2 separate regions of the Homo sapiens genome follow, and region 2 is linked to region 1. A link is a loop called in an ENCODE intact Hi-C map of the cell type or tissue named here. Cell type or tissue: sigmoid colon. All regions are shown on one strand. Links, peaks and the distances in the headings refer to the core of each region. The heading gives the core; the rest is flanking DNA.

Region 1 (2,822 bases), core at 86-2,585:
ATTCAGGTGACTTGCCTGGGTGATAATGAAAATGATAATATAATTAACACATTACAGAGCTCTTACCATGTGGTAGACACTGTTGTAAGTATTGTCACTCATTCATGTTTTTAATGCTCATAACATTTCAATACAATGGTTACCATTATCATTCCAGTTATATAATTGAGAAAACTTTTAGTGTCAAAAGGTTAGCTGCTTTGCCCCAAGTCACACAGCTACTAAGTGTCAGAGTACAGCCCAATAACTAAGGTTTTCATTTTGTTTTGTTTCAATTTAGAGGAAGAGCCTTCGCCAAACCTTTTCTACCATGAAGCCAGGGGAGAAAAACTCACATATTTGTAGGAGGCAGAGTCTTCAACACTCCCCTGACTTTTCCTCTTATGGCATCCTCTGGGATCTTAGGGCCTCTCATTACCTGAAATGTGAAAATGGCATGTTTAATTATTCATTTTCCATCACCCCTAATGAGGGGATTAACTGTCTAGTGAAACAAAAGGAAATAGTCTGACCTTCAGGCTGCATGGATGTGATAATCACTAAAACCTCAAGTCAGTTTAAGCAGACAAATGAAAGGATTTTACTCATCTGGATGCACAGGGGCCATCGGGGTCACTAATTAAAGTCACATAATGGAGCAATGACAATGAGAAAATAAACGTGCTAAAAATTATGTTTCCTTAATTATGTGCACAGGTGCTCTACAGGAGTTTCCAAAGCTCCTTTAACTTACCTGATGTCTTACGGCTTTGAGCTTGGGTGGAGAAAGGGTAACAGGGCTGTGGCTTGCCGGGAAGACAGAGGAGGAGAGTCTGTGGGCATGGGGCAGGAGTCAATTCTGTCTCAGGTATGGAAGAGCATGAGGAAAGTAGAGGCTAACTTAGAGATCTATTAGTCACAACCTCAAGAACAACCGGTTCATTTTTCATTACTTGGTTGATTGGTTTGACCAAACGTTACTGTGGGAATGATTCGTGAACTATTCTGCTACATGGCATGTAAACACAGCCTTCTAATCTAGACCTTTGCTATTAAAATGGTCATAAATAGCTGCGAATTACTACTGTTGTGCAACTCGTGACTTCATCATGGCTTCTGGCAGTGCAGATGGGAGCCACATTCCAGGCCCTGCTGCAGTGCGCATCTTTCCCGTAACATTTAATGAGCACAGGGTGATTGGTGCTGCACAGATGACAAAATGGCATCCTCCTTGCCCTGTTCTCTTCCAAGATAAGACATTTTTAAAAGGCCATAAAGCCTTGAAAGTCTCCCCACACAGATATTGCGTGACCTATAAATATGCATCTGCTCAAAATATGGCAAAATGCATCACTATTAATAACTCCAAAGAGTCATGGAGATTCAGACAGTCCAATTCCTCTGCCAAAAGTTCAGAATGTTTGCTTAGTGCTTTGATTTTTTTTTTAAAACTCTGTTCTTGGTTTGCTTCAGTACATTTTCTATTTAGATACTCCACCGAGTATGTGTCAAACTTTATCTGTGCCCTTACTTGGACATAAGAGAGCATACAAGACAGGAATGGAAGGCCTTTAACGTTATTGGGGTTTTAAAAATTGTGCTTGCTTCACAAATATTTTCCATTTCTCTCTACCATAGCAACCATTACCTTCACCATATATGCAAAAATGGCTAAAGGAAAAGTGAGGAAACTCTTCTACGTTACTTATACTGATAATTATATTGTATTATTACCTATTTCTTGAACAATAACTGTTTCTAGGCACGGTGCTCCTATACGTCATTGCTAAGCCTCAATGTTGAGTTAATAATCAATCCTATAAAGTGGGTGTTATTACCATTTCACACACCAAGACTCAGCAATTAAGTAACTGGCCCATTGGACACACAAGCGACTCTCAGGACTGTAACTCAAACCCAAGGAAGGCTCTTTAGCTTGTGCCATATGAAACTACCAGTGGTAAATCATTCCTGACCAAAAATGGCAGTTTTATGGCTCAACCTAATAGCAAAATGTGTTGCCCTGGAAGGAAATCTAGACTCTCTTCCTGATGTCACAAAGACCCTTTGCAGACTGACATCATGTTGCAGGGAAAACTGTATAACACAGTACTGGGGTAGAGGGATAGGCGAATGGGAATGTAGTTTATTATCTTTGCAGCAATTATTGATATTATTACAAGTAAAGACATGATGTGAAACTGCAAAAAAGTAGCAAAGCCTGACAATATGTCTACATTTTTGGATATCTGAAATATATTTACATTTTTAATACACTTACTTTTTTGGATACATTGTATCTGAAAGTTTCCACATGTAATCATGCTCACCAGACTTTTCTAAGGGTTGAAATGACTTCTAGTATTTAAAAGCTAATGATGTTAAGATATAATTTTGGTAGGCCATGTGTTTTAATGAACAGGTAGTTGATGAGTCTATAACATGGATGTATTAAAAGGATAATTTGGTAAAAGCAATTTAGTTTCTTGGGAACTACTTGGGAGTCAATAGATAGAAGCTATTGTTTAGGACAAATGATTTCTCTGAGTTCTCTCTTAGAAATAATGCATAATAAATTCAAATCTTCCCCCTCCTTTTTTTTTTTGAGATGGAGTTTTGCTCTTGTTGCCCAGGCTGGAGTGCAATGGTGCCATCTCGGCTCACTGCAACCTCCGCCTCCTGGGTTCAAATGACACTCCTGCCTCAGCTTCCCCGGTAGCTGGGATTACAGGCATGCACCACCACGCCCAGCTAATTTTGTATTTTTAGTTGAGAAGGGGTTTCTCCCTGTTAATCAGGCTGGCCTCGAGCTCCCAATCTCAACTGATCCGGCCGTCTCAGCC
Region 2 (2,822 bases), core at 146-2,645, 170 kb before region 1:
ATTCTCAGTAAGATTGCACACATTTTAATGAAACAACAAAAGGAGAGACAGGAAGCATTCCTAGAGGTCTCTGGTGAAGAAACCTTCATATTCTTATGAAGGAATGACTCATGGATGACTCATGGTCTGTAGCTCCTTCCCCAGTCACTCCCAATTCTTGACTAAAAATATTTGCATTTCTTCCTAGTGCCATCTTCCTCCCACTCTATGCAGTGCCAGCTTGTGCCACTACCATTTTGTGACCTCCCCTTTCTGCTGCTGACCTGATGTTTATGGGAGATCAATTTTCATTCTCATCCATCACTACCAGTATGTCAGTCACTGTGCCTTCCCAGTCCCTAGCCACTTCTAAAGGAACTAGGTGCACCCACAACTTTCCTGGGGTGACTAAACCTGGCTGGACCCCTAACTCAGGGCAGCCCAGACCTCTAGGCTTGTTAGAAGCCCATGAGATATTCCAGCATGAAAAGCCTTTCCAAACAAGGTAAAGCTGGCTTCAGCAGTCTAATTCTCAGGAACTAGAATTAAGAAACACTGAGAAAATGGAGCAGTATATACTGAGAGTTGTTGAGATACTGCAAAAGAAAGAAGCCTTGAAGAAGAGTGGAGACCATGAGGGGTCATAAGTCACTTAAAGTAGAGAGGGAGCACAATCAAGGGGCGGATAGGCGTTAAGAGAAAGATTGTGAGAAAAAGGTGGGAAAGCCAGTCAATGATGAAAGAGAACCAGAGATGCCCCAAAAAACAAACTTGCAGAGGGTCAGTGGGTCATGTTAATGGTGAGTGGCCTTCCAGAAGACCCAGAAGATCCCACACTCGCACTCCCAGAATTGTCTTGGCATCTAAACAACTTTCTCATTCGTCGCCTTGAGACCTGGCTCTGACAACATTCCTACCCTTTCTGAAAGCTGGTGGTTCTGCTTTTCCTGGGTTTCCTGAGACTTTGTCATGAGCCTGAGATCACTGGCTCCTCTTTTCTAAAGGAATGGACATAGCACATTCTTCATTACTTGAGGTGACCTAAGTCTTATTCTTAAAACCAAGAGAACCTAATTCAAATGGTCAGTCCTCTTACTACAAAAGGCAGAATGGAAACAGCTGAGCAGAGTGGGAAAGCTGTGGCCTTCAAAGCAGACTGGTCTGAGTTTCAATCCAGAACCTGCCAAATGTGAGCTGTGAGACTTTTTGGGCAAGTTATCTAACTATAACACTTCTAAGAGTCGTCCTTTTTATCTTTAAATGGCTCCAGTTCAGAATGGCAGAGTGATCCAACAATGGTTTATATAAGCTGCTGGCCTGATGCCTGACACAGACTTAACACTCAATACAAGTTCATACCTTTCCTTCTTCTCTCTGGATACTTCCTGTCTTGCACAATAAAGCCCAAACTACCCCACCCCTCCAGTGGCAGTAGCTATGGTTAAAATTGTCTGCTTCCTGTCTCACTGGGTTCTGCTGTTTTGTGTTCACACACTTCAAGAGTGAAACTCAATCTGTTCAAAGCTGTAAACATGAACTTTGGGTCAGAGTTCGGTCCCCTTTCATTTAGTATCTACCAAAAGTTAATTAGAAGCACCATAATGCAATCAGTTTTTCAGGGCAGGGTGGTGGTGGGGATTACTTTCTTCATATCTACACTCATTCAGCCTGCCATCAACAAACATTTATTGAGTCACCATTGTGTGTAAAGGTACTATAAAGATAGAAGGATCACAGCATTACACACAACGAAATTGAGGTACACAGTGACCCACAGTAAGTTTATTTCCGGTTTCATTTATTTAAGATTTGCAAATGTGTGTTGTATATTTGAACAATGTAGTAAACATTGTGTGGTAGTGCTTAACTCTATTAACCAGATCTTAACTAGGATTAACTAGGATTTCATCTAAAAGTCTCTTGCAGGCCGGGTATGGTGGCTCACGCCTATAATTCCAGCACTTTGGGAGGCCGAGGCTGGTGGGGTCACTTGAGCCCAGGAGTTTGTGACCAGCCTGGGCAGCCTGACGAAACCCTGTGTCTACTAAAAATACAAAAATTAGCTGGGCATTGTCATGCACACCTATAGTCCCAGCTACTCAGGAGATGGAGGTGGAGGTTGCAGTAAGCCGAGACTGCATCACTGCACTTAAGCCTAAGTGACACAATTAGACTCTGTCTCCAAAAAAAAAAAAAAGTCTCCTGCGTATTGCCATAATGTCTTGCTCCTAGACAGGGCTCATTAAATATCGGTAGGTGAATGACTTAATACCTGTTTCAGATGCTTCAGGAATTAGCAAACATCTGTAACTCTTGCTGAGCTAAACCGGAGTATCATGTAGAAAAATATATAGTAGTAGTATAATTATAGTGGTATTAGATTATCCTAAAATCATAAATTTAAGAGGCATCCAAACACATGTTCTTCCTGAGAAACTAATTCTGCCTATTTTCCCTGCTTGGAGCTTTTTTACCTGCAAGTCTACAGACTATAATTTTTGAAAATAGATCCATATAAATCTTTCTGGAACTATTTATGTAAATGCTTTATTTTCCAGTAATCTCAGAGAATTGGCTTTCTGTACCCTGCTAATCTCCTTCTCTCAAAACAAACCAAACAAAAAGAAAACATGCTCCAGGAAACTGAGCATTCTCTATGATCTAATTAAGCAACACAGAAATATTGACATTCCACAAGTACTGACAATTATTTTTTAGCCTAAAAGACAAGAGTAAGTGTAATTATGTTGCCAGTTTAAGATCTACCTTGGAAAAATACAAACTACACCATCAAGAACTCTGTATCCTGCCTGTAATCCTAGCACTTTGGGAGGTTGAGGAGG

The links. Hi-C counts contacts between places; a loop is a spot of excess contacts. Peaks named below come from ENCODE experiments on the same cell type or tissue, not always from the same donor. Only the 100,000 strongest peaks of a DNase experiment are listed, where the experiment ranks them.
Region 2: it touches region 1 in a loop (1.9-fold over the local background); 3 of 110 quality-filtered maps call a loop at or near these places.

The regions. Positions count from the first base shown.
Region 1 is chr12:47,101,709-47,104,530 of GRCh38, reverse strand. PCED1B (PC-esterase domain containing 1B) reads right to left here. Exons shown (of 4, transcript NM_138371.3): 2 at 336-418. Among named protein-coding and RNA genes, the nearest start is that of AMIGO2, 23 kb to the right of the region's middle. In sigmoid colon, for the core only: no CTCF peak of the experiment used is centred there; a DNase peak (open chromatin) is centred at 1,140.
Region 2 is chr12:47,275,572-47,278,393 of GRCh38, reverse strand. No RefSeq gene overlaps it. Among named protein-coding and RNA genes, the nearest start is that of PCED1B-AS1, 61 kb to the right of the region's middle. In sigmoid colon, for the core only: no CTCF peak of the experiment used is centred there; a DNase peak (open chromatin) is centred at 1,323; H3K27ac peaks cover 2,020 bases.